Regions from separate parts of the Homo sapiens genome. Here region 2 is linked to region 1. Evidence: chromatin loops called from intact Hi-C (ENCODE). Cell type or tissue: endothelial cell of umbilical vein. All regions are shown on one strand. Links, peaks and the distances in the headings refer to the core of each region. The heading gives the core; the rest is flanking DNA.

Evidence for each region. Peaks named below come from ENCODE experiments on the same cell type or tissue, not always from the same donor. Only the 100,000 strongest peaks of a DNase experiment are listed, where the experiment ranks them.
Region 2: a loop joins it to region 1, with 11 times the contacts of the local background. A loop is called at or near these places in 3 of 110 quality-filtered maps.

The regions. Positions count from the first base shown.
Region 1 is chr1:235,633,671-235,649,883 of GRCh38, reverse strand. GNG4 (G protein subunit gamma 4) reads left to right here and starts at 100. Exons shown (of 4, transcript NM_001098722.2): 1 at 100-222. It overlaps LOC124904560 (a long non-coding RNA gene), which reads right to left and starts at 9,841. Exons shown (of 4, transcript XR_007066960.1): 1 at 7,636-9,841; 2 at 7,414-7,501; 3 at 7,044-7,143; 4 at 6,053-6,329. RefSeq lists a silencer at 126-235 and an enhancer at 1,601-1,895. In endothelial cell of umbilical vein, for the core only: no CTCF peak of the experiment used is centred there; a DNase peak (open chromatin) is centred at 7,403; H3K27me3 peaks cover 230 bases.
Region 2 is chr1:235,978,854-235,995,066 of GRCh38, reverse strand. NID1 (nidogen 1) reads left to right here. Exons shown (of 20, transcript NM_002508.3): 13 at 1,195-1,422; 14 at 4,009-4,181; 15 at 9,562-9,688; 16 at 13,285-13,456; 17 at 14,414-14,571; 18 at 15,122-15,245; 19 at 15,960-16,072. Among named protein-coding and RNA genes, the nearest start is that of LINC02768, 14 kb to the right of the region's middle. RefSeq lists a silencer at 12,792-12,992. In endothelial cell of umbilical vein, for the core only: no CTCF peak of the experiment used is centred there; DNase peaks (open chromatin) are centred at 8,096 and 10,786; H3K27ac peaks cover 3,825 bases.

The DNA of each region.
Region 1 (16,213 bases), core at 2,959-10,958:
GCGCCCCCAGGCCCGCGTGGTCGGGCCCTGCAGGGCGGGAGGCGCGGCGCGGGGCGGGGCCGGTGACGGGACGCGGAGACCCCGCGGGCGGCGGGAGGGGCACGAGGCGCGCGTTTGCACCCGAGCCCGGCCCGCGCCCCGATGCGGAGCGATGCCGCTCGGCCTGGCCGCCCCCCGCGAGCACCGCGCTGCAGACGAAGCCCGCGCGTGATCCCGCTCCGGGTAAGTGGGCGCCCGGCCGGAGCCCCGGGTGTCCGCGGGGAGAGCCCAGCCCGGTGCAGCCAGACGCGGAAGGGAAACTCGGGGTGAAAGTCTCCGGACCTAGGGAGACGGCTCTGGCGCCGGTGTGGTCCTCACGCCGCCAGCTGCTGCTGCACGCGACACAAAGACCTGTGGTTCCCTCGGCCTCCTCTCCCGGGACCTCCCGCCGGGCCCCGGGGAAGCCCGCGCGCGGGTGTGGACAGCCCCCTCGGAGCGCGTCCAGGGGCTTCCGGGGCTGGGGGCGCCCGGTCCCTCCGGCATGAGGCAGGCGGGGGCTCGGGGGTCCCCTCTTCCATTTGTAGGTCACAGAGCGTTTGCTGTTTTCCCAGCGGGGACGTCCCCCGTGGAAAAGGACCTCAGTGGCAGGAGATGGCGTGGCTGGTTGGGCGTTTTCTTTGGGGAAATGTTTCTGGCGAGTGCCTGAGGAAGCCCTCCTGGCTCCCCAGCAGCCCAGACGCCGCCTCGGGAGCACTCGGGGTGACGCTGGAGCCACCGCAGCTGAGGGTGGTTTTCCTCACCTCCTTGATGGCGTCTGTCCCCGAGGCTGGTGCTGAACTGAAATGTGCTTCGTTCGCCGCGCGCGCCCGGCAGCAACCGGGGAGCTTTGTTTGGCTTGATTTTTTAAATTGCCTTGGAAATAACGCGAAACGGCGGGAGGGTGAAGTGGGGAGGAGGACAGAGCGTGGTGGGGAAAGACTCCTTAATTTAAGATTTGCTTCATTTCGAGTATTTGGGGCTAAGGTGTTAGGAAACCCGAAAATGTTAAAGTTTGATCAAGTAATAAAGTGGATGATGGACGCCGGGCCTCCCACCGTCTCCCCGGCCCCGCGGCTGCCGCGTCTCTCCTCTACCCGTCGCCTCCCAGGACTGTCAAATGCTGGCACCGGGCCCGTGCCTCTCAGCCGGAGCAAAAGGCCGCCTAGGCTGCGCCCGTGTGCTCCATTAAAACGTGCCAGTCCTGTCGTCTGCTCATGAGTGAGGTGTGCCGCTTCCCACAGTGGACAGGAAATTTGCAGCGGCGAATGCCTCACAGTAGCCATGGGGGACCTGGGCTCTGCGGCCGGCTTCTCGATTCCTCCCGCAACTCCTTTTCCTGATTTTTGTATGAGGCGGGGGAGGGGAACCAGCCGCCATCTGATCTGGCCCTGTTCCCTGCAAGAGGCGACTGGGGGGACAACTAAGTTGATAAATGGAAAGCCTTTTCCAGCCCGGAGAAACAGACAGAGGACCTATAAACTGGATTGTTTTTGAAATGTAGGGTTTGCTCAGTGACCGGTCATGATAAGAGATGGCTGTGGCACTTAATAAATAGTAGGTGTAAATGCAAATGCAAGGTTTACAGTGATGCCTTGCCTGTTAATGAGCAGCCTCACCATGGGGTTAGTTAGGCTGAAATGACTATTTAGGACAATGGACTTCCTGTTGGCCCCCACCTCCATGCACAACTCCAGTGCTCATAGGCCTTAAAATTCGCCCAAGGAAGCCAGTGGAGGATGTAGGCCTGGCTCAGAAACAGCACAGCTAAGGGGCCATTCCCAGCAGTCCTATGATTGGCGTTTCTCATGCAAACTGATGGTGGAGAAACCAGAAAAAAAAAAAGCTTTTCCTAGATTCACTTTACAGTTTTTAAAGCAAAAGTGACAGTCCCTGAAGTCCCCCAATATTCAGTGCATTCTTTGAAATGATAGAACATCAGGTGGGAACATCGCCTGTAATCCCAGCACTTTCAGAGGCCGAGGCAGGCAGATCACTTGAGGTCAGGAGTCCGATACCGGCCTGGCCAACGTGGTGAAACCCCGTATCTACTAAAAATGCAAAAAATTAGGCGGGCGTGGTGGTGCACGCCTGTAATCCCAGCTACTTGGGAGGCTGAGGCACGAGAATCACTTGAACCTGGGAGGCAGAGGTTGCAGTGAGCTGAGATGGTGCCACTGCACTCTGGCCTCAAAATAAATAAACAACATGAGGTGGGAACATGGACCCTGACCCCTGGGGAAGCAAGAGCCACAGCTGTCTCAGGAGGGCAGGAACACTGTAAAATGTGTACAATGCTCCTTCCCCCAAGACCTACACGCCCAAACCCACGCCTACCACAAAACTACTGCTTATGCAGAAAGCAAAGACTAAGGTCTGTACCCAACAATTTCTTCTTTTATTTATAGCTGCATCTCACTTATTTCACTATCACATTTTTCCTAGTTTGTCTCAGTTTCTGCTTGGAGAGGGGAGAATGCCTAATAATGTATGTCAGAAGATTGCCCCTTTCTTCGTGGAATTTTGAAGTAGTAACTTTAAAATATTACCTGATTTTTGTTCTTGAAACACCTTTTAAGGATATACTGCTATCTAATCTTGCTGGTTTTCCTTTTTTAAAATTTGGTATTTTTATTCATTCTAGATATACTTAGGCATAGAGACTTGTATTATTCAGGTAGAGAGATTGTTTCTTTTTTAAAACCAGAAACCAAAATTTAACTCCTTTAATAGAGGTATAAGTACTACATAAATAACCTATCAACAGTGGATAGCAAGGATATTTTAATTGAAAGTCAGAAAAGCTAAATGGTATCAGGAAAGAAAAGGAGATTGCAGGGTAATACTACCGAAAGACTGAAAGAAGCTGGTTAAAAACCTCTAAAGAATAAGCCAAAGACTGTTAATAAATGATCAAAAGTAAAAACACAAATGAAATTTTCATTTTAGGAAATGTTAAGAAATAGGGGCTAGAAAAGCTGCTGAAAGAAAAAAATTACTGCAGAGAAAACAATGGGTGCTTAAAAAGAGATCAGTTCAGTGAGCTTGCTGGAGCGTTCCAAATTCCTCTAATTGCCAAGGAGTTCTTGTTAGACTGAATGGTGGCTGGTGGGCAATCAGATTCCCTGCTGGAAATTGGTAGACAGAGTGACAGGTGCCATGCAGATAAGGGAAAGCCGGCTGTGTGCAAGACGCCGTGCTCACTGGGGAAGGAGCCCTGGGTGCCCAGGAGTGAGGAAGTATAGGGAGCTATGGAGGAACTGTTCGTCTCCATGGCCGTGAGGTTTGTGGGTCACCAAAGGCCCAGTCTCCGAGGATCGGATAGGGCTAGGAGCCCAGGTTAGTGGGCAACAAGGGGAAAGAAGGGCAATGATTGGGCTAGACGTGTCATGTGGATGATCTCCTTTGATACTCACAGGATACCTGCCAAGTTTCTAATTTGCAAAAAACAGCAGTGACTGCTTGTGTCCTCTCTGTCCAGGAGTGTTCTGGCAGCGGGTTTGGTGGGTGGTGGGAACCTTTTTTAACTGATGTAGGAAAAGTATACACAAATGACAAGTGAAAGTGACAGAGACGTGTGGAAGAGAAAAAAGTGGAGAACTGTAGAGAGACCCACACTCAGGCACTGCACATGAGCTCCTTTCCCAGGAGGATTTGTTTCTCTTGCTTCTTAGATTTCTAAAACCATTTCTCTCTGAGTTGCTGGGTTGGCTTTCTGTGGTGTGACACATGTGCTCTGAGGCCATGGAAGGCCCTAGAGATAGAAGAAGCACTCTAAGTATCCCTCTGGGCCAGAGAGATTGTTTCTTCCCCAACACCCCCTGTGCATGAGGCGGGACAACAGCCACGATGGATCATATGAGCTGGCATTAACTGTGCCTTTATGCCTTTCTCATCAGTGCCTGGACCTCCTCCTGGTGCCCCTGCCTAATGTACAGCTGTAAGGCCTTGTCTTCTGTCCCCTCCATATGGGCTCCAACAAAGAAAGAGAGGCAGGGCGATAAAATAGGAAGAAGGAAAACATTTTTAACTCTTTTTAAACATTCTTTTTTTTTTTTTTTTTTTTTTTTTGAGACTGAGTTTCCCTCTTGTCTCCCAGGCTGGAGAGCAATGGCACGATCTTGGCTCACTGCAACCTCCGCCTCCTGGGCTCAAGCGATTCTCCTGCCTTGGCCTCCCAAGTAGCTGGGATTACAGGCATGTGCCACCGCGCCCGGCTAATTTTGTATTTTTAGTAGAGACGGGGTTTCTCCACGTTGGTCAGGCTGGTCTCGAACTCCTGACCTCAGGTGATCCACCTGACTCGGCCTCCCAGAGTGCTGGGATTACAGGTGTGAGCCACCATGCCCAGCCTGAACATTCTTATTCAAGCACCTCTACAACTACAGCAGAAAAAGTGTTTACATGTTCCTCCAAATTCCAGCACCCAAACTCAACCTTGTTTCTTCTGGTGTCCCACCACACAGAGAGGTAAAATTGAGAGATTTCTAGCAAAGCAGTACCCATGTATGAAGGCCCAAAGAGGAGAAATGAGCTTAGATGGCGGGAAGAAAAGAGCAAGAGGCTGTTGAGATTGGGGTGGGAGGCAGGGCAGGGCAGGGAGGCTGCTGAGGGCTGAGAGCAGGTTCTTCTCCACAATGGCCCAGCAGGACTCTGTGGCTCAGGTCCAGACACTGATGAACAGGAAGAGCAGATGGGGTGGTCATGCCCCATGCTGGGACTCTGTCTTCCCAGAGGGTCAGGCTCTTGGAGGCCAGAGGCCAGAGGTCAGGCAGCAGTACAGGCAGCCTGGCTTTGCAGGCTGAGCCAAGTCATCAACACACCTTGGAAAGGGCTACGTGTTACCCTTCAACACCCACACGTCCACGTGGGCCCTGGGGTCTCTGGCGGCCCGGGGCCCATGTGGACGGAGTGTCTGCTGCTGCATCTCCCCTTCCTCATCAGTGGTCTCTGTCTTCCCATGGCTCCCTGTCTATAGGAAGGTCCAGCTACACCCAACAACTGGCATCCTCCTCCTGGATGTCTCTCCAGCCCGATCTGAGGAGCCATCTGCCCTGCCCTGCGGCTCTGGGGTACCCGCCCTGCACAGACCCTGGATGGAAATTTCCAGCAGGGCCTTTCCGCTGCCCCTAGCCTGTGGCCGACTAAACGAGCATGAGTCAGTCCTCATTCGGTTTTAGTTTTCCTTCAGCAATCTTGGGAAAATTCTGTTTTCTCTGTGCCCCAGTTAACTTTGCGTATCACTCAGAAGCTGCTCTAGTCTGAAGGTGCTTGTTTATCCCCCCGGCAGCTGTGGGGCTGCATGGCAGGGTACTAGGGGACTGCAGCCTGGTTAAGGAGACCTGATGACTTCAGTCTACACCGTGCATGTGTTTGACGGTGTGTGCGGGGAAGAAGGTGTTACCAGGATGAGAGACAGCGTCAGGCTTGCTCATGCCCAAGGGCAGTGGTGGGCCTGGAGTGTGGGTGTGGAGGTGGCCGAGGAGGGTCGCTCGGTGGATGTGAGTAGAAAATTCCAAAATGTTGACCTCAAGGGAAATAAAGGGGAACTGGCAGTGTTGCCGGCCACTGAATTCTCTCTGGAACAGGGTGAGGTGTAGGTCCAGGGCAAGGCCTTCGTGGGTCTCACACGCTCCCTCCCGCTGTGGCTGAATTTTATCTGATGGAGACAGAGTCACTGGCCTCTTTTGCTGATCTGGACCTCTGGGTGCCCGCGTTCCCGCCACCCAGCCCTGTCTCTGGAAGGCTGTACCCATCAACCTTTCAGTAGGAGTTTGGCGTTTCACTGCCATTCCCCTCCACTTGGTTGACCTTGTAGAATTGTGCCTTTTGGGGACTCTCTCGGGCAGATCTTTCTGTGTGTGCTCCGTGAACACTGCAGCAAGTGTGCCCTCAGCCCCTGCTCTGCCGCGTCCCCGCCTTTTTGGGTTGGCTGTGCTCACTGATGGATGGGTCAGCATCCTCTGAACAAGTTTCTCGTTAGACCCTCTCCTTGTGCTAGGGTTTGTTGCAGTCAATAGTGTCTGAAAGAAGCCAATTGCTGGCCTGGACCCAGGCACGTTTTTATTCATCAGAAATTTTCTTTGTCATGGATTTGCCATTCTAGGGCTCTGCTGATCTCACTGTGATCTTCCTGGTGTTTTTAGTTTTACTGTCCAGTACTGCTCCCCGCCACATTCCTTTTCATTACTGGGTGCTATGGAAGGACTTTTCCAATACAGACATACTGCTGGATGCGATCGATGTGTTCATCGAAGACTGCATGTGAACCTTGCATTTGTGAGGTGTTCATTGACTGCATGTGTGATAAGCACCTGCAATAAATATATGCATCAGATAGTTTAGGCACTGGTGACAGGGAAACAAATAAGATATGGTCATGCACTCCAGAGGAGTCAGAACCTAGAGGGGGTGCATGTGTGAAAACAGCCCACCTACCCTGGATTAGTGCACAGACAGGGAGAGTGTTAGTTCTTTCTGATAGCAGTGCAGAAAGCGTGTGACAACAGAGGGAGTCTTGAGCTGGCCCTGGTGAGCTGAGGCAGGTTTTTCAAGCCAGACAAATGAGAAAGGGCTTTCCAGGCAGGGCGGCCAGCAGGGGCCCAGGGTCATGAAAGAGGAGTGGAGAGAGCAGAAAGGTTGCTCAGAGCCGGGGTGTGAAGGTGAGACTGACCGTGAAGAATGGGGAATCCAGGGCCATTGTCAGGCAGAAGCAGGAAGCAGCAGGCCCCACCTTGGCCGTCTGGCTGTGACTGCCATGTGGGGAAGGTCGGAGGCGTGGGGCAGGAGAGGGAGGACAGGGAGACTGGATAACGCCCAAGGGTGCCCCGGCCCCAGCGTCAGTCGGGGTGGCCGTCTGATTGGAAACAGAGGGCCAGGGAGAGGCTGGTGTCTGGGATCCCAGGGTTTCCAGACTGAGCATGGATGGACGAGGGGTAATGTGACCTGGTTTTGTGAATGAAGCTGGGCAAGTAGAGAGAGGGTGTATGACTTGCCAAGTCAGGAGGTGACATCGAGGGGGCATGTACGTGCAGAGCTGAGCAGAGGTCTGGCTGGACCCAGGTGAAGCCACAGGGGCGAGATTGCCTGGGGTGATCCGAGGTGTGATGACAGCAGGGAGGCCCGCGCCTCCAAGAACACACGGCAAGTTTAGGACAAAACAAATATCCTTCTGTAGGAGGCACACCCTTTCTTACACAGACTTTCATGCATAGGATTCCCTTAAAAGAGACCCTCCCAACCCTGCCCTCTCCCTGGCCCCCTGCCCCTCCTGCCCGCCTCTGCAAAACCACAGCCAACCCGCCACCACCTCGCCTTCCTGGATGACTCATTCTTTCTGCGTTGAAGCAGTTGCATCCTGCCTCTTGTTTATGATTTCTTTGTCCCTCTGATGCTTACGGATTGGCTCGGACGCTGTTAGCACCCGTCTCTTGCTGCAGGCCCACGTCGGGGAATCACAGTGTATCATCCTTCCGTGCGTGGGTCTCTATTCGAGAGGGAGTTTCTGTTCTATGTTTTGCTCAGTTGCCCCCGGTCACTCTTTTCCCACCCCCAAGCACCAGTGGCCTCGAGGCGGAGGGCTGGCCTTGGCCCTGCTTCACAGTAACCGCGGCAGCTTACCCGCGACACCTGCACGGGAGCGGGGCCAAGGCTCACCCCGCCCCTGCCGGGCCTCGCTCGGGTTCTTCCACCCTGCGTTCGCCTCGGACCGCTGTGGTTAGCTGTGAAATGCCCCTGCGGTCTGGTTTTCTCTCCTTTTCCGCACGGTTCTTAGTGTGTTATGTTGCTTTTCCGCACTGTACGTTGGAAGCTCTAGGGCTACGAAAACGCAGGCAGTTGCGGGGGAAGCGAAAAATCCCCGCCCTCATGGAAGTTCTGTTACGGTGGAGGAATCAGACCAATGATAAGAAGTCAGAAAATCAAAAGTAGTTTAAACAAGTACATGAATAAATAAGCATTTAAGATATAGTAAGTGCATGAGAGAAAAATAAAACAAGGCTGGGAGGTAGGGAATTCCGGGGAAGGGGGTGGCTCACATTTTAAATAGGCTGCTTGTGGGAGGACCTGCCATGTTGATCCGAGGTTAAGGTGACCTCCCAAATGAGCTCATCTGATGCACGTGGAGCCAACAGGTGAAAGTGTTGATGGAGTCACAGATTATTTATTTATTTATATTTTTAGGTGGAGTCTTGCTCTGTCACCCAAGTTGGAGTGCAGTGGCGCGATCTCGGCTCACTGCAACCTGCACCTCCCAGGTTCAAGCCATTCTCCTGCCTCAGCCTCCCTAGCGGCTGGGATTACAGGCGCCCGCCACCACGCCAGCTAATTTTTTGTATTTTTAGTAGAGACAGGGTTTCACCATGTTGGCCAGGCTGGTCTAGAACTCCTGACCTCAGGTGATCCGCCTGCCTCGGCCTCCCAAAGTGCTGGGATTACGGGCGTGAGCCACTGTGCCCCGCCGATTATTTATTTAGTTTTAGAGGCAGGGTCTTGCTCTGTTGCCCAGGCTGGTGTGCAGTGATGTGATGGTATTTCATTGCAATCTTGAGCTCCCCAGTTCAAGTGAGCCTTCCACTTCAGTCTCCTAAGTAGCTGGGGCTACAGTTGCCCACCACCATGCCCGGCTAAATTCTTTTAAAACTTTTTGTAGAGATGGGTTCTCACTATGTTGCCCAGGCTGGTCTGGAACTCCTGGCCTCAAGTGATCCTCCCACTTCGGCCTCCCAAAGTGCATAATTACAGGCATCAGCCACTGCACTTGGCCTACAGATTAATTTATGCCCAAGTGCCTTCCTGACAGAATAAGGTGGCTTTCCCCTCCTCTCACCCCTAGCATATAAGAAAGCTACATTAACCAAAAGGAGTATTTGGTAGTGTAACTCAAGGTAGAGGAAGAGACAGAGATTCTTTTTGCAAAATGACACGCAAGAAGCAGCCCCTTCTCACTCCAAAGTGGGCCTCTTCACAGCCTGGCTGTTTTGTGGGTGCTCCACCCATCCAGGGACTGGGGCTGCTGGGCCCAGTGACCTCTGACCTGCCAGGCGCCAAGCGGCAACAAAAGGGAGGGAGAGCTCTGGCCCACCGGGCAATTTGACTCTTCCTGGAGCCCTGCAGGGGGTGGTGGCCCCGAGAGGCTGGATCAGAGACCCTCAGGTCCGAAGGTCTGGTGGGCTAAATGAAGTAGAGAGGCCGCCCTCAACTCCACCCTGCCGGGATTCAGGCGGGCTCAAGGACGCAGCTTGGCAAGGACTGTCTTATGTATTCGCCTTGATGCGTGGTCTGGCAGGTTCACTGTAGTCTGTTGAATGATGTGTGTATCCTTTCTTCTGTTTTACACACCTGTTTTGAGAACCATTTACTTGTAGCACAGTCTGTGTATAAAGCCTAAGGTAGATGCAGCAGTGGTTCTCAAACCTGGCTGCATACATTTTGGGCAGTTTTTAAAATATCCCTTCTTGGGCCTCATCCCCTGGACATTCTGACATAGTGGGTCTGGGCTAGGGTCCGGGAATTAGTCTTTGAGTTTTGCAGCCACCAGATTTGAGATGCATTGAACCAAATGATTTCTGTGGGTCCTTATTCCTGATATCTGATTCCCCCCAACCTGCCTAAGCATCCCCAGGCTCTTGTGTCCTATGCCAGCCTCTCCCGCTCCTCGTGGGGCTGTGAGGGTTTGACCACCGTAAGCATGATGTGCCTGCAACACCAGGTCTCCTCCCCAGGCTGAATGCATGGATCTGTCCTCTTCTGCCTGGGGTGAGAGACAGCCTTCTCTGTGGGGAAACCAGCTACCACCCTGAAGAGCTGCCTCTGTCAGAGCACAAGATCCCCACCTAGAGACCCCCTCACTGCTCCCCTCCCACAGCAGCAACGGCAGCTCTGAGGTTCTGGACACCCCAAAGGACACAGACCTACCTTCACCCATGAGCCGTCCAGGAGACATTTGACAGCTGCTGTGTGCCATGTCCTAGGGGTAGGAATGCAAAATAAGTCAGAGGCCATCCCTGCTCCTGAGGCATTTACAATCCAGTGAGGGAGACAGAGGATTATAACACAACACAGAGCGGGGCACGGTGGCTCACGCCTGATATCCCAGCACTTTGGGAGACCAAGGCGGGCAGATCACCTGAGATTGGGAGTTCAAGACCAGCCTGGCCAACGTGGGTGAAACCCCGTCTCTACTGAAAATACAAAAATTAGCTGGTTGTGAGGCAGGAGAATCGCCTGAACCCAGGAGGCAGAGGTTGCAGTGAGCTAAGATAGTGCCACTGCACTCCAGCCTGGGCGACAGAGTAAGACTCTGTCTCAGAAAAAAAAAGCATACAACACGGAATTAAGAAAAGCTCCCACCTCAACACAGAAGGACACCAAGCCCGGCCCAGAAGGACAGGGAAGGCATCTGGAAGGAGGTCTCATGATTTGGCCAGATGGAACTATTGGGGCACAGCCAGTGCAAGGCGAAAGCCTTCCAGGCTGGGGGCTCTGTTTCAGCAAGGGAGAATGATTATGGCTCACATTAATTAAGTGCTTCCTGCAGCCCAGGCTCTTAGTGGCTTATGTTGTATGAACTACTTATTCCTGATGACTACTGTGGTAGGTAGAATCATGGTCCCCAAAGATGGCCACCCTCTAATCCTTGGAACTTGTGAATCTGTGAATCTTACACAGCAAAAAAGATTTTGCAGATGTGATTAACGGAAAGATCCTGAGATGGGGAGGTGATCCTGGAATACCTGGCAGGCCCAGTGTCGTCACAAAGGTTCTCATAAGAGGAAGATAGGCGCATCTGAGAGAGAAGGTGGGGGATGCTGCTGGGCTGGCTTTAAAAATGCAGGAGGGCCCGTTACTGGGTATATACCCAAAGGATTATAAATAATTCTACTATAAAGACACATGCACATGTATGTTTATTGCAGCACTATTTACAATAGCAAAGACTTGGAACCAACCCAAATGCCCATCAATGATAGACTGGATAAAGAAAATGTGGCACATATACACCATGGATTACTATGCAGCCATAAAAAAGAATGAGTTCATGTCCTTTGCAGGGACATGGATGAAGCTGGAAACCATCATTCTCAGCAAACTAACACAGGAACAGAAAACCAAACATCGCATGTTCTCACTCATAAATGGGAGTTGAACAATGAGAACACATGGACACAGGGAGGGGAACATCACACACCGAGCCCTGTTGGGGGGTGAGGGGCAAGGGCAGGGAGAGCATTAGGACAAATACCTAATGCAGGCAAGGCTTAAAACCTAGATGATGGGTTGATAGGTGCAGCAAACCACCATGGCACACGTATATCTATGTAACACACCTGCACGTTCTGCACATGTATCCCAGAACTTAAAGTAAAATGTTAAAAAAAAAAAAAAATGCAGGAGGAGCCACAAGCTCAGGATTGCAGATGGCTGTAGACACTGGAAAAGGCAGAAATACGAACTCTCCCCAGAGCTTCCACCCACAGCCCTCCTGGCACCTTGATTTTAGTCCATCGAGACCCATTTCAGACTTTTGAACTCCAGAACTGTAAAATAATAAAACTGCATTGTTTTAAGCCATAAATATATGGTAATGTGTTGTAGCCACAATAGAAACCAATACAACCATTCCTCTATTTTGAAGGGAAGAAAGCAGGAGGTGAAGGGAATTACCCACATTTCCGGAGCTAGAAAGGAGCAGATTCAGGCTCCAGGGCCTGCACCTGTCCACTCACCTCTCTTCTGTTCCTCCCGCCTGGAAGGGGTTTAAAAACAGCAGTCCAGCAGCTGGGGCTTATCGGAGACCAGGAGCATTGGAAGATGAAGCTGGCCAGATGCGCAGGCAGGAGCCAGGGTCCGGGAAGCTCTTCTTGGTCAAGTAGAGGGAAGTGGCTTTGCAGGCCATTGGCCTGGGCTCCTTTTCGGTGGTCTCCTCAAGTCTGTGCCGGACTGGGAGTGCCACAAGAGCAGAGGTCAGCTCCTTGGGCCCAGTGCACCCACATGTGGCTTCAGCCACAGAGTGAGCTGTGTGCCCATACAGACTGTGCCGCCTCTCTCCATTATCAGATGGTTTAAAAGTGCCACCCTGGCCAGGTAGTGAAGGGCAGACATCTGGTTAAGTGCCCGCAGCATCCTTATGCATCGAAAATTCTCCTATGTTCAAACATCTGTTTCCACCTCATCATTGTTTTCCTCATTCTAATTTTTTTTTTTTTTTTTTTTTTGAGACAAGGTCTTGCTCTGTCTCCCAGGCTGGAGTGCAGTGGTGCAATCTCGGCTCATTGCAACCTCCACTTCCCAGGTTCAAGCGATTCTCATGCTTTAGCCTCCCCTAGTAGCTGGTATTGCAGGCACGCGCCACCGCGCCCAGCTAATTTTTGTATTTTTCGTAGAGAAGGGGTTTCGCCATGTTGCCCAGGCTGGTCTTGAACTCCTGGCCTCAAGTGATCCCCCCACCTTGGCCTCCGAAAGTGCTGGGATTACAGGTGTGAGCCACCGCGCCCAGCCTCATTCTAATTCTTTAATATAAAGCATCCCCCATCTTCCAGCGTTTGACTGAAATAGGTGGTCAGAGGAATTTTTAGGTGGTGTTTTAAGCATTGTTTTTTTAAATAAAGGACACGTAAGCATAACCTGAAACTACTCCCGATATGTCTGCTCAATTTATATTCCAAGTATTTTGCAGGCTGTGCTTGGATTTTCAAAGGAGCAATCACTAGCATTTGATTAGCATTTTTCAGTTTGCTAAAAGCATTCATGTACCCTGTCCACTTGATCTTTACAGAAATGCCAGGAGGCAGGGATTTTTTTTTTTTTTTTTGAGACGGAGTCTGGCTCTGTCGCCCAGGCTGGAGTGCAGTGGGGAGGCAGGGATCTTTATCCCCATTCTTGAAGGAGGAGACTGTGGTTCAAAGGAGAATCACCATCAGGACAAGGTGCCTAGAGGAGCAAGGACGGCACCCAGGGCTTCCACTCGAACTCCACACTGTTCCTAGGGTATCCTCTTGCCCTAGGGGTAAGAGGTAGCAGCTGGGGTAGCAGGGAAAGACCTAGAATGCACTTACAAGGAAATAGGGTCCCAGAATCCAGTTCCGATGTGTCCCTCCCAGGTACAGAAGTACAACACTGGGGCATCCGCATGCCATCGCCTGTCAGTATTGGGGATCCCACCCTGCTTTGGGGGTTCATCGGATCTCTGGTCTTAACATGAGATTGTTGTATGGAGGAATGTGATTGAGGCTCACCAACATCTCAGGGCACAGGCAATTGCCCTGCTGGAGGACCCATGGAGATACGCAGGTCTCTGATGGGAGGTCTCTGATGGGAGGTCTCAGCGTGGGCACCGTGCCTCTGCGTGGCCGTGGCTTGCTGCAGGCACTGCTCCCCATGTGGCAAAGATGAGGGAATGCAGGCCTGCTGCTCAGTGCCAGCTGCTCTCCTCTACACGGGGCTCCCCTAGACCTTGCCCCAGGCCTCACCGCAGGACCTGGTGCCTTTGGGGTTCCCCTTTTCTGAGACCCCCAAAGAGCCTTCCTCAAATAAATCAAAGGCTTTAGCGTCTAAAACTTGTTCCTGAAGAAGGCTTTCTGAACCCGCTTTGGAAGTAAAAAGCAAAATTCCTCTTTGCACTTCTGTGTAATCGTCCTCATTCTCCTTGAGGCAGTGCGGATAACTCTGGCTGGTCAGAGGAGGGGCAGGTATGAGGAAGCACGGTGAAAACAGCCCAGCCCTGTCTCTCAGGATATTCTCCCTCTACAGAGAGAGAGCCAGTTCCTCCCTACACTAGTCTGGGCTTACCTGTCTAGCAAGAGGAGGGTTCCTGGCCATTACCTGGGTGTCCCCTGGCAGTGCAGCAATACCAGGTTCTCAAACACTAACTGGTTGGTTAAGGAGGTTAAGTTACCTTCAGTCTTCTGCCCTTCAGCTTCCTCAAGGTGGAAGGTGGGCCTTCAGAGCCACTGCAAGGGGTCTCTGAATACAGGTGCACAACCCAGGAAACCTGTGTAGAGCAATTGCGACTGCCATGTGTTTGTATCCTGCTGATTAATTTGCAAGTATGCATAGATGCCTTTGGGATTAATAAAGATGAATTTAAGTATGTTACTGAATTAATCACAGCTTTGTCGTGTTGTATCTTCTGTGGCGACAGATACTGAAAATACAGCCATGTATTAGTTGGTTTTGTGTTGCTATAAAGAAATACTTGAGGCTCAGTGATTGATAAAGAAAAGAGGTTTATTTAGCCGACAGTTCTGCAGGTTGTACAAGCATGGCACCAGCATCTGCTTCTGGGGAGGCCTCAGGAGGGCTCCACCCCCATGACTCAAACGCCTCCCACCAGGCCCCACCTCCATACATCAGGAATCACATTTTTCCCCGCCGAGATGGAGTTTTGCTCTTGTTGCCCAGGCTGGAGTCCAGTGGTGCGATCTCAGCTCACTGCAACCTCCACTTCCTGGGCTTAAGTGATTCTCCTGCCTCAGCCTCCCAAGTAGCTGGGATTACAGGCGCATACCACCACACCTGAATCATTTTGTATTTTTAGTAGAGACAGGGTTTCTCCATGTTGGTCAGGCTGGTCTCGAACTGCTGACCTCAGGTGATCCACCCGTCTCAGCCTCCCAAAGGAATCACATTTTAATATGAGATTTGGATATCCAAATATCCAAACCATAAGAGGCTGTAAGAGACTGCGTTTGTCTGATTGACTTTAGAAGGGACCTAATTTATAAATGTTTAAACTTTGCGCTTTAAAACCATTGGAACCATGGTTTGCAAAATCCTTCCATTTCTGGTGCTCCATGGTTCATTAACAATGCCATGTTCTGGTACATTTTCTAAATTTATTCACTGTCTATACCCGGCTTTGTATTGCCTTCCTCTATCAGCTGCTGACTTCAGCAAAGGAAGTATTTCTTTTTTTTGTTTTGTTTTTTGTTTTTTGAGACAGAGTTTTGCTCTTGTCGCGCAGGCTGGAGTGCAATGGCACCATCTTGGCTCACTGCAACCTCCGCCTCCTGGGTTCAAGCTATTCTTCTGCCTCAGCCTCCCGAGTAGGAGGCATGCACCACCACGCCTGGCTAATTTTGTATTTTTTAGTAGAAACAGGGTTTCTCCATGTTGGTCAGGCTGATCTCAAACTCCCAACCTCAGGTGATCCACCCGCCTCAGCCTCCCAAAGTGCTGGGATTACAGGCGTGAGCCACTGCGTCCAGCCAGCAAAGGAAGGCAGCCTTACTGTGGGGTCCTAATTAGGAACAAGGAGCCAGGCTGGTGGGAGCAAGGGAAAGCAGAAAGAAAATACAGATAAGCTATAAATCTGCGTTTCTTCATAGTCTAGGACACATAGCCCATCTGCGCAAATGACTCACGATCTTCCTGCACCCAGATATCACCAGACCCTCGGTTGATAGAAAAATGCAAGTTAGTTCACAGCCACCTTGACATTATCAATACTGCACTTAGCCCTCTCCAGCACACAGAACAAGCTCCATCCTATAAAATCCCCAGGAAGCCTTTGTCTCCTCCAGTCAGCTCCTCTCTTGCTAACTGGCCTATTGCTTTCTTGCAACATATTTCCATGCTTTTGCTAATAAATCTGCATTTCTGTACCTATGACTGTCTTGGCAAATTCTTTTTACTGCCCGTGCCACTGGCCCCAGACAGTAACCACTCGTGACACAAGGGCATTGACTGGGAAGCTTTACAGAGAGTGAGTCTTCCTGGTGCAGGGGTGGAGGGTAATTTTGAGACTAGCTGATCCCTCACCCTCCCTGGAGGAGTGGGGACTAGTTAGTGACCAGTGGAACTAACTGTGCCATCCTGTAGGACCCCAATCTGAGCTCTCTCTGATTTCGAATCCTCCCATTTCCCACCATGAACCTTTCCTAGGACCAGAGCTTTATTTTTCTGCTTCTCACATTTGGATTCTCGTCTTTTTATCCTTCCCTATTTGCTTATAAAGACTGTCCATGAGCTGGGCCATGTGTACATTTTTCTTGCTTTTTATGGCCTTATCCTGGTTGGACTTCTCCCATCCAGCTGCTTCTTCACCCACCACCAGGTGACTCCTGGTTGAGAGGAGAAATAGGCTGAGCACAGTGGCTTATGCCTATAATCCCAGCACTTTGGGAGGCTGAGGTGGGAGGATTGCAAGAGGCCAAGGGTTTGAGGCCAGCCTGGGCAACAAAGTGAACTTCTGTCTCTA
Region 2 (16,213 bases), core at 7,633-15,632, 340 kb before region 1:
AAGATCTGAGTTGTACAGTTTAGAGGTCAATTTCCATGCCAAAAAGCAGGACATAAATAAAGGAAAACATACAAATGTTGGTAAACGCACTTGGTGGTATCTGGTGCCTGAAATCTTTGGCCTTGACTTGTCGGTTATCAAGAAGCTTGAGATGCTAGCGTGGCCAACATGGTGAAACCCCGTCTCTACTAAAAATATAAAAATCAGCCAGAGGTGGTGGTGCTTGCCTGTAATCCCAGCTATGCGGGAGCCTAGGGCAGGAGAATCGCTTGAACCTGGGAGGCATAGATTGCAGTGAGTCGAGATCATGCCACTGCACTCCAGCCTGGGCAACAGAGCGAGACTCCGTCTCAAAAAAAAAAAAAAGAAGAAGAAGAAGTTTGAGATGATAAAAATGACACATTTAGAAAAAACAAACAAAAAAATTTTCTTAAAATAAAACCCAGTGATGTTCATCAATGGATAAGCAAAATATGATCTGTCCCTACAATGCAATATTATTCAGCCATGAATATGAAGCAGGTTCTAATACATGCTACCACCTGGATAAAGCTTGACAACATTCTGCTAAGTGAAAGAATTGTTTACTTAAAAATGGTTCACTTGGCAGGGCGCAGTGGCTCATGCCTGTAATCCCAGCACTTTGGGAGGCTGAGGCAGGCGGATCACCTAAGGCCAGGTATTCGAGACCAGCCTGGCTGACATGGTGAAACCCTGTCTCTACTAAAAATACAAAATTACCTGGGCTTGGTGGCGGGTGCCTGTAATCCCAGCTACTCAGGAGGCTGAGGCAGGAGAATCACTTGAACCCGAGAGGCAGAGGTTGCAGTGAGCCGAGATCGTGCCACTGCACTCCAGCCTGGGCAACAGGAGCGAAACGCCATCGCAAAAAAGTAAAAAAAGGTTCACTGTATGTTCTATCAATTTGCTTCATTTCTTTTTGCCTCAATTTTTTAAAAGTGTTTTAAAAGGAACTACCTAGGAGTATAAAGGAGATGTAAATATCATTTTCTTGACAAACCTATTCAATAATAATGATGTTTCTGCATTTTGAATAACTGATGAAACAAAACCCAGTGACACACAGGCAGCCCTCGTGGTTCTGAGCGAGCTGCGGGGACTCCTGCAGCCCCGCCAGGGAGCGCTGACGGATGACGCACCTGACAGCTTTCTTGTTGCCTGTTTCTCTGATAGAGGTGGAGAAAACCCGGTGCCAGCACGAGCGAGAACACATTCTCGGGGCAGCGGGGGCGACAGACCCACAGCGACCCATTCCTCCGGGGCTGTTCGTTCCTGAGTGCGATGCGCACGGGCACTACGCGCCCACCCAGTGCCACGGCAGCACCGGCTACTGCTGGTGCGTGGATCGCGACGGCCGCGAGGTGGAGGGCACCAGGACCAGGCCCGGGATGACGCCCCCGTGTAAGTGGGTGCAGGCCGTGCTTGGGCGTGTGCCTGAGAAGGACCTCGGGGGACCGGAATTGCTGAACACGCTCTTTGCTCTTCTGCTGGACCTAAAGCTTGAACTGTTCCACTGGCTCCAGCCCCACCCGCTCCTGCTGCACCCTTCTTCCCTCTCACTTACCCCGCTCCTCCCCGTGCTTCCTCTCCTCCTCACCCTCTCTGTTCTCTTACCCTCTTCTTTCTCCTTCCCCACCCAACACACACACGTGTAGGGTGTAAATACCCAGTGGGGCCTGCCACAGCGGTACCTGTAATGGTAGCAGAGCGGCTGTGTGTGCTCCAGGCCTCCCAGAAGAACTCTCTGCCAAGGGAGGCGTGGAGGTGGAATGTTCCTGCACTGGGACATGGCAGGGATGGTGGGGACCAACCTGAACCCTTCCCCAGGGCTCTGTGCCCTAGGCAGTAGGGCCTGTTCAGACCGTTGCACCCCTTGCCTCCTTCAGTCGTGCCCTAGGGCCTTTAGTTACTTGGGTTGATTTTCCAATCCAAGGAGCAAACAGCCACAAAGCTTTCTGCATGAGCTGGCTCTAAGACCATCACCGGAGGCAGTGGGAAGCTGCTGTCCTGGGGGCCAGGGGCCCTGTGTGACTCTGGACAGACACTTTCCCCAGCCTCAGCGTCCCCAGTCTCAACCTAAACATGAGGCAAAATAACCCCGAGAGTGATTCCCAGCTCTAAAATTCTCCTTCCGTTGCAAATGTAGAAATTGGTTATTGTCACAAACTACCAAAAGCGAATATAATGAATCTTTGAATCTCCACTCACAATTTAGCTAATAATCATTGATTGATATCCTATCAAATATTTCCCCGAAGCTGCTAAGAAACAGTAAAACAATTACTCAGAAACTTCACTCGTTCACACAGCCAACATTCACTGAGGGGCCAGTGCTGTGGTGGGTGCTAGGATGCCCAGAGGAAAGTCACGGTGCTGGGCCCCCAAGAAGCGGAAAGGACGGTGAATAGACAGGAACAGTGTAGGGAGATGAGCTTTAGGAGAAGCAGACAGCGACCAGGGAGCCGAGGCGGAATCCTGGCTTGCGTGGGGCGGTGGGCTCATGGGTGAGGCTTTCCAGAAGCAGCACCGTGTGAGCCACGTTTCTAAGCCTGAGTATTGGTCATGAGGGCAACGAGGAGCCTGGGATGGGTTTGGAGCAGGCGCCCATGTGAAGCAGGGTTTAGTTTTAGAATATCACTGGCTGTGGGGGTAGAAGCTGAGAGGCAGGCTTGACAGTCCCTGGCGGGGGGAGGTGAAGGCTGTTGCACTACTTACGATGAATCCAGGTGAGAAACGGATGGATTTCAGAGATATGAAAGAGGTTGACCAGATTGGTTTGTGTCACCGATTGGGTGTAATAGGCAAGATAGACAAGAGAAAGTGACCTTGGGGACAACCTTGTCCAGCTCTCACTGTAGAGAGCAGGAGACCAGGCTCTGGAAGATGCATGCCCTGTGCACACAGCGAGTGAGTAGAGGGGCCAGGACAGGGCTCAGGTCTCCAGACACCCAATCAGCCCTCTTAGCCCTCCTTGCTTTGCAGCACAGTTGTGTGTCCCTCCTGGGACATTGTCTCATCAAGTGAATCAAGGAGCCCGGCGAGGGGTTGAGGTCAGGAGATAGGAAGGCAAGCCTGATTCTGAGGGAAAAGGAGCCCCTGGCCATGATTTTGTTCTTGGAAGCCCATAAACGTCATGTTCTTGCTTGTCAGGCCCCAGGCTCTCCCATCCCTGTGGCACTGGGACAGAGTGCACTGTATGGGGCAACTCATTCTGACAGGCTCCTCCAGCATGGAAAAGCTCAATAGTTTGCACTAGAACCTGGCTCCCTGTGGGCAGGGAGTTCAGGGATGCTGTTTTCGCTGTTGTGCTACCGCTGGTGCTGCTGGTGCTGCTCTTATTTGGTTCCTTCCTCTAGCACCAGTGCCTAAAGCAGAGCATGGGTAGCCAAAGCTTTTCTATTAAGAGGGAGGCCGGCCGGGCACAGTGGCTCACACCTGTAATCCCAGCACTTTGGGAGACCTAGGTGGGCAGACCACTTGAGGTCAGGAGTTCGAGACCAGCCTGGCCAACATGGTGAAACCCCATCTCTGCTAAAAATACAAAAATTAACTGGGTATGGTGGTGCATGCCTGTAATCCCAGTTACTCAGGAGGCTGAGGCACAAGAATCTCTTGAACCAGGCAGGCAGAGGTTGCAGTGAGCCAAGATCGCACCATTGCACTCTGGCCTGGGTGACAGAGCAAGACTCCGTCTCAAAAAAAAGAGGGAGGCCAAGCCATTTTTTTTCACGTGACTTTTAATGCTGTGTATTACCTTCTTCATCAGTGCTCTTTGATTGACTGAGGGCTTTCTAATTCTGGTGCTTTCAGCTATAAAATGGGCATTGTGTGGCTGTGGCAGTTTGTGGTGCCATGAAGGTGATGTGACCTGATGTGTGGGTGTGTGTATGTGTGTGCATGCGTGCATGTGTGTGGGGGTGTGTGTGTGTGCATCTGTGTGTTCCTGGTGCACACGGGCCTCCCTCACTGACCCCCTCTGCCATGCAGGTCTGAGTACAGTGGCTCCCCCGATTCACCAAGGACCTGCGGTGCCTACCGCCGTGATCCCCTTGCCTCCTGGGACCCATTTACTCTTTGCCCAGACTGGGAAGATTGAGCGCCTGCCCCTGGAGGGAAATACCATGAGGAAGACAGAAGCAAAGGCGTTCCTTCATGTCCCGGTGAGTGCTGGCTGATTATACCTGGTGACAGCTCCTGCTTCAGTGACCTGGAAAAACAAGCAGGACGATATCAGACCAGAACCCCAGGCTCAACCCCTGGAACCATGGGTGCTCATTCCATGTAGTCCTGGGTGACCATCTCTAGATGGGGCCACTGTATTGCTGAGCTGCTCGTGATCTTTCCATTCCCCTGCCAAATTCATAGTGATTCATCTTTCAGCAGCTGCTCAATTTAAGAGCCTCATATCTGCTCTGACGTAGCAACAAGCATTGGAGTTTTTAGAGGCTTTCAAAGCTTCAGAGATGCATTTTGTGATTTAGGGACTTCTTTTCCCATTAGATAGAGGTTGGGCAATTCAGAAAAGCCATTCGGTTTTATCTGATCCTGACCCCTGCCAAGAAACCAAACCTGAGACCTGCAGGCTTCCACTACAAGGCTGAGTCAGAATTGCTGGAGCAGTGGGAGGGGCTGTGAGGGTCCTATGAGGAGTGAAGGAGAGGGGAGGGTCTGAGATCATTGGCTCTTGTAAAAGAAAGTCTGGCAGAAAGCCCTATCATTCCTCACTGGAGGCACAAAGTCTACTTGAAGATTCTTGGTAAAGATGCTACTTGGGCCATCTTGCCTGCCACAGGACCAACCTCCAGCTTTTCTTCTCTTCCTCCTTTCTCTACCCATTGTGTTTTCTTCTTTTTCTATTTACTCTTCCTGAATTGATCTCCACTTCATAGATGCCACACACAGCCACATCCCTTCTTTGGGACCAGGGAGGAAACATCAGCAAAAAAGTATCCAAAATAAAAATACTTTTCAAAAGCCTCTTGCAAAGAAGTCTTTATGAGATTCATGTCCTTTTCCTGCACAAAGCTCTCAAATGGGTTGCCTCTTCACTCAGAATAAAATCCAGTCCTTTTTATGGCCCTCAAAGCCCTATAGGATCTGGCCTCTGGCTCCCTCTCCCACCCTGTTCCCTACCACTCTCACCTCACTTACCAACTTCAACCCTCTGGCCCTCTGGCTGGTCCTGGAACACACCAGGCACATTTCTGTCTCAGGGCCTTTGCACTTGCAGTTCCCCCTGCCTGACAATTGCACAGTTCACTGCCTCACTTCATGCAAATTTCTGCCAAAACATCATCTCTCAGAGAGGCCTGTCCTGATCCCCCTGTCCAGACAGCAGCCACCACTGCTCTCTAGCTCTTTATGCTGCTTTGTATTTCATCAGCGCTCTTGGCACTATGTGATGCATTAAATACCCATATTTGTGTTGTGTATCTGACATGTATCTTCCTATTAAAATATCAGCACCACAAGACAGGAACTGTTCATTTGTTTCATGGAGGTATTGGTTTCATGTGGTATTTCTAGACCCAAAACTGCTTGGCATATAGGAAGCACTCAAAAAAATATTTGCTGAACAAATGCATGCATGATCATTGTATTCATCTATTGCCTTGCTGAAAATGTAAACCTTGAAGATCATCTGTGTCATTTCCATCTCCAGCACATGCTCTCAGGTAATAGGAATGGGTTAAATTCCCTGTGAAAGACATTCTTTCCCAAGACCAAGGGGAGAGGCTAAATGTCATGTGAGGCAATAAAAAGCAGATAATTTACAGCCTGGGCAACATGGAGAAACCCCATCTCTACTAAAAATACAAAAATTATCTGCACATGGTGGTGCGTTCCTGTAATCCCAGCTACTTGGGAGCCTGAGGCACAAGAATTGCTTGAACCTGGGAGGCAGAGGTTGCAGTGAGCTGAGATCCTGGGCAACAGAATGAGACTCTTGTCTCAAAAAAAAAAAAAAAAAAAAAAGCAGATAATTTAAGTGGGCTAGGTGGTGGAAGGGGGAATGCTGAAACAACGGGATAAACATTCACCATCTTTTAAAAACCTGTTGAAAGTGGTATTAAGAATATAAACAATGTTATGCAACTATCACCTCCATTCATCTCCAGAACTTTTTCATCATCCCAAACTGAAGCTATTAAACAATACCTCCCCATTCTCCCTCCACCCATGTCCTAGCCCCTGGCAGCCACGATTCTACTTACTGCCCTTATACTTTTGACTTTTCTAGGTACCTCCTAGAAGCAGAATCATACAGTATTTGTCATTCGTGTCTGGCATATTTCACTTAGCATAATGTCCTCAGGTTCATCCACATTGTAGCATGTGTCATAATTTCCTTCTTTCTTAAGGCTGAAATCCCATTGTACGGATCTGCCGTATTTTGTGTATTTATTCATCTATCAGCAGTTGCTTCCACCTTCTGGCTTTTGCAAATAATGCTGCTATGAACATGGGTATACAAATATCTGTTCGAGTCCCTGCTTTAACTTCTTTTCGATACATATACCAAAGTGGAATTGCTGGATCATACAGTAATTCTATATTTAATTTTTTGAGGAACAACCATACTGTTTTCCACAGTGGTTGTACCATTTTACCTACTCACCAGCAGAGCACAGGGGTTTAAACTCCTCCATATCCTTACCAAAACTTGTTGGCTGTTTTTGTTTTTTAATGATAGCCATTGTAACGGGTGTGAAGTGGTTTTGATTTGCATTTTCCTAATAATTTATGACACTGAACATCTTTTCACGTACTTATTGGCCGCTTGTATATCTTCTTTGGAGAAATGTCTACTTAAATCCTTTTGCCTATTTTTTGATCAGTTCTTTTGTTGTTGTTGAGTTGTGGGAATTCTTTATATATTCTGGATATTAACTCTTTAAAAGATACATGATTCGCAATATTTTCTCCCATTCCATGGGTTGTCTTTTCACTCTCTTGATTGTGTCCTATGATGCACAGACATTTTTAATTTTGATGTAGTCCAATTTACCTTTTTTTTTCTTTTGTTGCCTGTGCTTTTGGTATCATATCCAAGAAATTGTCGCCAAATCCAATGTCATGAGGCTTTCTCCCTGGTTTTCTTCTAAGAGTTTGATAAGTTTGCTCTTACATTTAGGTCTTTGATTCATTTGAGTTAATTTTTGTATGTGGTGTGAGGTAAGGGTCACTGTCCTTTTTGACTTGACCCCTTGAGGAGGAAGTATGTGCTCATCCTCCTGATTTTCCCAGTAAAAGATCATCCTGGTCCACCACTTCCTTGGTCCTGAGACCCTCCCTCCTGAGACCTTCCCTGGCTTCGTAATGCCTAGTACTGTGTCCACGACCAAGAACCCACTCCCAGGGTTTCTTGTACCTGAACAATTCAGTGTTTCAATAGTTTCCAGGCTATTGACAGAATCTAACCTCACCACATGCTGAGATCATACAGCCCGGCAGCTTCTTCCTGAGCCTCTCATGGGCAGCATCTAAAGAAAGGAACTCCTCACTGTCTGATCAAGGGAAAAGTTTGTGCTTCTGTTTTGTTTTTAAGTTTTTATTTTGAAGTAATCAGAGCCACAGGAAGTTGGAAAGGTATACAGAGAGGTCCTGTGTACCTTTCACCTGGTTTCTCCCAATGGCTAAATTTTACATAAGTATGAATTCCTATAGTTTTAAAATATTTTAATTTGCAAAAGATCTCGACAAGGCTTTGCCAAATCAACCTATGGGCAGATGGCTTGTTTTGAGGTGGTTGCTTTAGAGAAGTTAAGCAACTCAGTGTTCTTTCTAGGTTGGAGTTTTGTCTATGTATCACCATAGTTCGTCATACATAATGAGCACCTAATAAATACTCATTAATGAGTTACTGGCAGGTAATTGATTTGCCTTGTCTGAGGAGAGGCTGGCTTACTCAGAGCTAACTCTCAGTGGCTTTTCAAACCAAACAATAGCCCAGTAGATTTTCATGAAACTCAAATCACATGTAAAATGTTACTCAACTTTGCTTCCTCTGGTCCTTTTCTGTCTCACTTTTGTAAGAACTAATGTGTGGAAAAGGACTCTGGGCGTGTTTGCTGAAGGAAATGTTTTCTTTCCTTAAAGCCATGGAGGGCCAGAGAAGTTGATGAGCATGTTTGCTGAAGGAAATGTTCTCTTTCCTTAATACCACGGAAGGCCAGAGAAGTTGATAGGCATGGGATGCCGTGAAGGAGGTACCCACAGTTGAGGCCTGAGCATTTGGTTGTGATGGTTTAAGAGAGTGAATATCTTAAAAGTGCACAGCCTTGTCTGGGCGCACTGGCTTACGTCTGTAATCTCAGGACTTTGGGAGGCCCAGGCGGCTGGATCAGTTGAGCTCAGGAGTTCGAGACCAGCCTGGGCAACATAGTGAGACGCTGTCTCTACAAAAAAATAGAAAAATTAACTAGGTGTGCTGGCACATGTCTGTAGTCCCAGCTACAATTTAAATGTAAATTGTTTACATTTAACCTTATTTATCCCTTCATTTATTTGGGTCTTTTATAGTTTCATGCTGCAATGTTTTATAGTATTCATTGTGGAATCCTGCATATTTAAAAATGTTTATCCTTATATATTTTCTGGTTTTTTTTTTTGATGCTGTCACAATTATTAAGGTTTATTTTCTATATTTTGCTAGTATATAGAAAAATAATTTTATATTGACTTTGTATCTTGCATCCTTGCTAGATTCACTTTTGATTATAGCAGTTTTATAGATTCCCCATGACTTTCTACATAAATAACCATATTATCTTAGAATAGAGTAATTTTACTTCTTCAATATGTATGCCTTTTATTTCTTTTTCTTTATCACCTTCAAGTAGGCAAAGATTTCTTAGTATTCAAAAAGCATTAGCCATAAAGGGAAAAAATAATAAATTAGACTTACTAAACATCAAAAACTTTTGCTCTTCCAAACACTATTAAGAAAATGAAAGAGCAAACTACATACTGAGAAGAAATAATGGGTGGGTGCAGTGGCTGGTGCTGGTAATCCCAGCACTTTGGGAGGCTGAGTCAGATGGCTTGCTTGAGCCAGGAGTTTAAGACCAGAGTGGGCAAGACAGTGAGACTCTGTTGCCACAAAAAATTTTAAGAAATGAGCTAGGCATGGTGGCACATGCCTGTAGTCCCAGCTACTTGAGAGTCTGAGGGCGAGGATCACTCGAGTTCAGGAGGTTGAGGCTGCAGTGAGCAGTAATCACGCCACTACACTCCAGCCTGGGCAACAGAGACCCTGTCTCAAAAAATACATATTTATGCATATATATACACACACACACACACACACACACACACACAAATTCCTATACATATAGATGTGCATATATGTGTATATGACAGGAGTTTTTTCTGAAATATACGAACAACTCCTACAACTCAATAATAAAAATTTTTAAATGAACAAAACACTTGACACTTCATTACAAAAGATATCCAAATGCCTGTAGGCACGCAAAAAGATTCTCACTATCAGATGCTTGTAGATGGACCATTCTAACCACTGGTCTTCACATCCAGGCTAAAGTCATCATTGGACTGGCCTTTGACTGCGTGGACAAGATGGTTTACTGGACGGACATCACTGAGCCTTCCATTGGGAGAGCTAGTCTACATGGTGGAGAGCCAACCACCATCATTAGACAAGGTAAGTAAGCAAATATCATTTTTCCTTTTTGGTTTTGCTTCTAGCAGCCAAAGTGGCCATGTATGCCAGAGAAGAACAGCAAATGAAGCCAAACTTTCACAAACATTTCTCAGTCTTTTGTTGCATTACTACGATAAAGTGTGTAAAGTTTAGGCACGTTCTACTTTTTTTTTTCTTTTTTTTTTTGAGACAGAGTCTCACTCTGTCACCCAGGCTGGAGTGCAGTGGCGTGATCTTGGCTCACTGCAAGCTCTGCCTCCTGGGTTCACGCCATTCTCCTGCCTCAGCCTCTCGAGTAGCTGGGACTAAAGTCGCCCGCCACCATGCCTGGCTAATTTTTTGTATTTTTTTTTAGTAGAGACAGGGTTTCACCGTGTTAGCCAGAATGGTCTCTATCTCCTGACCTCGTGATCCGCCCACCTCGGCCTCCCAAAGTGCTGGGATTACAGGTGTGAGCCACGGCGCCCGGCAGGCACAATCTACTTTTCAGTGTTCAACCTCAATTCCTCAATTGAGGAAATTCCTCATTAAGGATGCCAATTTCAACCAATGACTCTGTGCTTTGTTTTTCATGCCTACCTTCAACAAATCAAGACTGTTTTACATGGGTATGATTTATCTAGTTGAAAGACCATTACAACAAAAATCCAAAGGCCTCTAAAAATTCCACTGTGCTGAAATGGTCAAGTATTACATGTTGCTTAATTCAGCGACTCATCAACTGACTTGGGAATATTTTTGCTCCTATGGCATTGTCATGCTGATGATATTTGTTCTGTGGAGTCACCTTGCGTTCTCTGCAAAATATTCACATCAAAGATACATCTTTAAAATAGAGCAGCCTCATTTTGTATTTCTTTTTACTTGGCACTGAATGTAGTTTTTTCTATTTTCAATGGAATGTTTCCCTCACAATTGATATTCTAGAAGATTTCCTGTGCCTGTGGAACAACTCCCGAAGCATTTTTTCCCTTCTTTGTTGCCTTCAGTAAAGATGATGCGGCAGGAATGAAGCTGAGGTTGAATTAACTATGTCTGGCTTTGGACATAGACCCTGAACCCTTTTCTGGAAGCCAACAGGCTATTTAAATCATGTCTTCCAGTTTTCATGCTTTGGTTTAGTGAAAAACAGTTTGAAAATGCCTATCTCCGTGTGTTAAAAATGTTATTGTTATTATCTATGATTTCATTTTAAAACCCAGTGGAAGAGGGGAATAGGTCATTGTTTGCTATTTCCTGTTGCTTTTGGAGCTCATAACCATCCAAGAACGCTGTAAGCACAGTAAGAAGCATTCCAAGCAAAAGCCTAGTTACTGTGAAAACACAGAATTAAACCAAAATGTGATCTTTGTAGAAGAAAGATCACTGGGAATAATTTTCTTTTTTTTTTTTTTAAGAGAGAAAGAAGCTTCCAGTTATCTCCTTAGCATGGTACAGGTTGGTGCTTCCCTAGTGAGTGAGAGTGACAGTTAGGTATCATTTTCATTTCTTCCTTATTTCATAACAGCCCGGATCCCAGGCTTTCTTTCTTTCCTTGAGTTACAGACCCAACCAAGTATCTCTAAAAAGTATCATATCTTTGAGGTAAGCAGTAAGGAATACTTCTTCCTCGGACTGCACATTGAAGGATAAGATTATCCAGACCTTTCCCTTGGAAGAGTAGCTCATAAAGAAGTATTTTGAGTTGAGGGAGAGGGGGTTGGTTGCTCTTGGGTTTGAGATCGGGACCAAGGCTGGTTCTAAGGAGACAATATGCACGGAGCTCATGGAGCTTCCTCCAGGTGCCTCGCAAAGATGCTCTCACAGAGCAGCCTATATTCTCTGTTTTATTTGCGTATATCTGAGTGGCTCTTGTCTCTCACACAGGATGTGCTCATTCCAAATATACTCCAGAATGACTTATTCTGTTTCTATCTGAAAGCCAGAAGGGACCTTTGGAGGTCAGTCTCACTGTCCCTGTTCATCTAGGGACATGGGAAATATTTTAATATTTTAAAAATCTCTACTTTGTGTTTAGATAATAAAGATCTTGTTCAAGTGGGGTTTCTAATTCTCAATAAACTTCCTCTGGCGGGCTTTCTTTCTGGGGGCTCTGATGTGTCCAGCATCCAAGGTCACCATCATATTAGGGCTCTGGCGAAGGCTAATGCAAAGGGGGCTGAGGGTCTGCACTGCTTGTATGTCCACAGAAGAACACAGTATTGGAGCCAGGTGTGGTGGCTCATGCCTGTAATCCCAACACTTTGGGAGGCCAAGGCGGGGGATCACTTGAGGTCAGGAGTTTGAGACCAGCCTGGCCAACATGGTGAAACCCTGTCTCTACTAAAAATACAAAAATTAGCCGGGCATGGTGGCACGCACCTGTAATCCCAGCTACTCGGGAGGCTGAGGCAAAAGAATCATTTGAACTCAGGAGGTGGAGGTTTGCAGTGAGCTGAGATGGCACCACTGCACTCCAGCCTGAGCAACAGAATGAGACTCTGTCAAAAACAAAACAAAACAAAAAAACCCACAGTATTGGAATGGTTGCCTCATACCCCAGATCCCTCAGGTAGGGTAGCCCCTTCTCCTTCCTGCTTATACTCCAGTCATACTAAATGACCTTCATTCCTTTAATCAGTAGAAGGGAAAGAGTCCTAAGTGATATCAATAAAACACAATCGTTATTATTAATTTAAAAAAACTATATAATAAAACACCAATGTAATCTTCAGCTTCCAGTAAAGTTAGATGGGTGCTGAGGGTTTGCAGTGAAGGTTCATGTTACCCAGTGGCAACTCCTGGCTTGAAAATCAGTTGCTATAACCCAGTAAAGACTGGGGTGTTATTTGTAATCACTGACACCCCTTCTTTGTACCCCTTATACTTGTATGAAAGTAATAGCAGCTATGGTTTCTTGAAAGTATTATTTCAATGACCTTTATCCCCGATAGCTAATGAACAAGATAGAACTATTTTTCCATTCCCTATCTTAAGATCTTCCACTGCCTCCCCTCTGCCTAAGTTCTAAGTTCATTAACATGGCCTCCTACCTTCATCTCTGACCACTCCCCCACCCTCATAGTCTCCAGCCACATACAATGACATCCTGTTCACTTTAAGCCACCATCCAGCCTTCCTTTATACCTATGTGCCAGTCTCGCTACCTAAAAAGCCCTCATCCAGGATCCTTGTTTGACAAACTGCTATTGGTCCTTCAGGTGCCAGCTTCAAGCAATGTCACCTCCCCCAGGAACCCCTCCCTGTTCTCCCCAGGCTGGGGTTCCTCCTCCAGGCTCCCATAGGACCTGGAACTCAGTCTCAACTGTGGTTGGCTGTGGGCTCATGGAAAACTGGGCCTCGGCTTAGTCATTGTTACTGTCCTGGTTCCCAACGTGCAGCATGATGGATACCCACAGAGTGAGTAAATGGCATTTTTGAATTTGTCACTTTGAGTGTTGTTTATCTTATAAACAACAAGCATTTCACATTCCCATTTGGTTTCTTAAAGTGCAGGGATTGGACACCATGTGAAATAACATTGAGTATTCAGAAAAACCTCATCTCAGCTGCTTAGAAAACAAAAAAAATTAGAGGAGCTCTGTGTTTACTTCTAGATCTTGGAAGTCCAGAAGGTATCGCTGTTGATCACCTTGGCCGCAACATCTTCTGGACAGACTCTAACCTGGATCGAATAGAAGTGGCGAAGCTGGACGGCACGCAGCGCCGGGTGCTCTTTGAGACTGACTTGGTGAATCCCAGAGGCATTGTAACGGATTCCGTGAGAGGGTATCTTTGTGTAAATATGTGTGTGCATCTCTTTGATTTGCATCTGCCCTTTTAGAGATTCTCAGATGTGAGGCTTTAACTCCAGCATTGGTCTCCTGAAATTAATGAGTACGGGACGAAAGAGTCTACAGTTTTGGTGACTTGTAGATATCCACGGTACAATGCCAGAACATGTATTACAGTGTGGACTTGATACCATGTCCCACTTTCAAATCTTTTGCCAGGAGACTTTACAAGTTGGCATGCTCAGAAATTGGATATTTTCCATATGGCTTCAATGTGGATCAACACTCAGGTTATATCAACTCCAGAAGAGTAGCAGGGCGGCATAAATGGACTGCTGAGGCTGCTTTCAGGGGCAGACCCAGACTGAACACCCTGGAGATCCCTTCCTGTGTGTTTCTTCGGCACATCCATGCTTTCTCTTCCTTCTTACTGCAAGCTCTACCTCTTACACAACAGGCTCTTAGTTCCTCGACACTGATTCCTTCCCTTTGAGACCACATCTCCTATTCTGTGGCCACTCAGCCTCCTCCTTGAAGGCAGGTACTTTGACCACAGCCCCTGCCAACATCTGCTTCTTGTCCTAGTCTGGTCCCCTGGGTCTGCTGTGCTCTCCTCCATGTGGGCCTCATGCAGGGAATTCCATATATTTATGCCAGTTATAGCCCTTTACTTTGTTTTCTTTTGCTAACAGCTTCATTGAGATATTATATGTCAGTTATGTTAAAGGGAACCAAATTTGTTAGTAACAGAATCACCAAACTCAAATGAGGAACCAAATTCAAGTATCTTTGCAAAAGAAAATGTGTTTTATCACCTCTCGATCCTTTCAGTCATTCTGTTTTCATGTCTGCCAATCACTTCATTGTAATTCTTTTCAAGTGTTTTTCATAAACTTTTTCTCATGCATCCTTATTATTTCTTTTCCTCTTTCCCCCCTTTTTCCTCCTCCAGGAACCTTTACTGGACAGACTGGAACAGAGATAACCCCAAGATTGAAACTTCCTACATGGACGGCACGAACCGGAGGATCCTTGTGCAGGATGACCTGGGCTTGCCCAATGGACTGACCTTCGATGCGTTCTCATCTCAGCTCTGCTGGGTGGATGCAGGTGATGGAAAGCTGGACACTGTCCAGGGCGGGTCTCAATCTCCTAAGTCAGGGGTGGGCAAACTAGGGCCCTGGGGTCAAATCTAACCAGCCACCTGTTTTTATATAACCCAGAAGCTATGAATGGTTTTTACGGTTTTATCTGGTACATTAAATATATACTGGTACAAAATTGTATAGATACCTGCATACTGTCCTTGGTTTTGCCTCCTGGCCTGCAAAACCTGAAATAATTTACTATCTGGTGCTTTAAGAAAAAGTTGGCCACCCTCGTGTTGTAAGTGGCACTGCACAGAGCCTGGAGTCACCCTGATACCGATAAGCAATTCACAACTTACATTAGTCTGCCCTGGCTCGTGCCTCCCCAGCAGAAGCAACACGGGAGGAAGAGACAACTTGCCAGTTTTTAAGAGCAAGCCTCATGTGTTCTCTGGGACTTGTCATTGTAATGCTTAATTTCTCCCACTCTTGCCCTCATTACTCTTGTTTTTTTTGCACAAAGGGGCCATTTCTTGTGTGAACAATGAATGAATTGTTTCCACTCCACACAGGCACCAATCGGGCGGAATGCCTGAACCCCAGTCAGCCCAGCAGACGCAAGGCTCTCGAAGGGCTCCAGTATCCTTTTGCTGTGACGAGCTACGGGAAGAATCTGTATTTCACAGACTGGAAGATGTACGTCAGCTGTAGCCATGGGGGCTGCGTGGGCCTGCCCCTCCACCCACTGTCTCTGGGAGGCCAGGCCCTTCCCATCTGGCCTCTTGGCTTGACTTTTGAGCCTCCAGAAATGCCCCCTCTAGAGATGTCCCCTCTCCCTTATCCTTCTGGTTGTCAGGAGCCAAGAGAGGAGCATGAAGAAGGAGGGAGGACAAGGCCCTAGGGGACAGGAGGTGCCATTTATCATCCAGATGCTCCTGACTGTGTGGTTTCAAGTCTTTAAACCTGGACTTCCTCAGCACGTCTGTTCTTTCCCCAGGAGTTGGCCCAGGGTCACGTGGCCGGTGGGCTCCATGTCCACTTCATGTCCCTGCTTCATTATAGTTGTTAAACTGCAATATTCCCACGGCCTCTTCCTGACTACCCCTTCCTGCAAAAGGAGGGATTAAACTGAGAAGACAACTGGCCAGGGGCATCTGTCTAGAAAGCTCATTTCCTGCCTGGGATCTAGAGTGGGAGGGGAGAGCTAACTGGTCTTTACCCTTTTGTAAAAAGCCAGAGAAATGCAGGCTTGACCCACCCCAGGGGAAGGAAGGGATGTCTAGGAAGAAGGCCATCATGTCTGTTTATGGCCTCCAGTTTATCCTCAAAATGACAAAGAGGCTGCCTTGTTTAGATACAAGTTCAAGCCATCAGATGTGTTTTCACCTTCTGCCCTTTGGTGCTTTGTAGGAATTCCGTGGTTGCTCTCGATCTTGCAATTTCCAAGGAGACGGATGCTTTCCAACCCCACAAGCAGACCCGGCTGTATGGCATCACCACGGCCCTGTCTCAGTGTCCGCAAGGTAACTCTCCTGTGCTGTTACTGTTGGCATACTGGGGGCACATGGAGGCTCAGAGCCCACACTCTGGCTGCTACCCGTATGGCCACTAGTAGCCTTGATTATGCCGTAAGAGAGATCCAGTCCTTTGCATCCAGGGTCTTC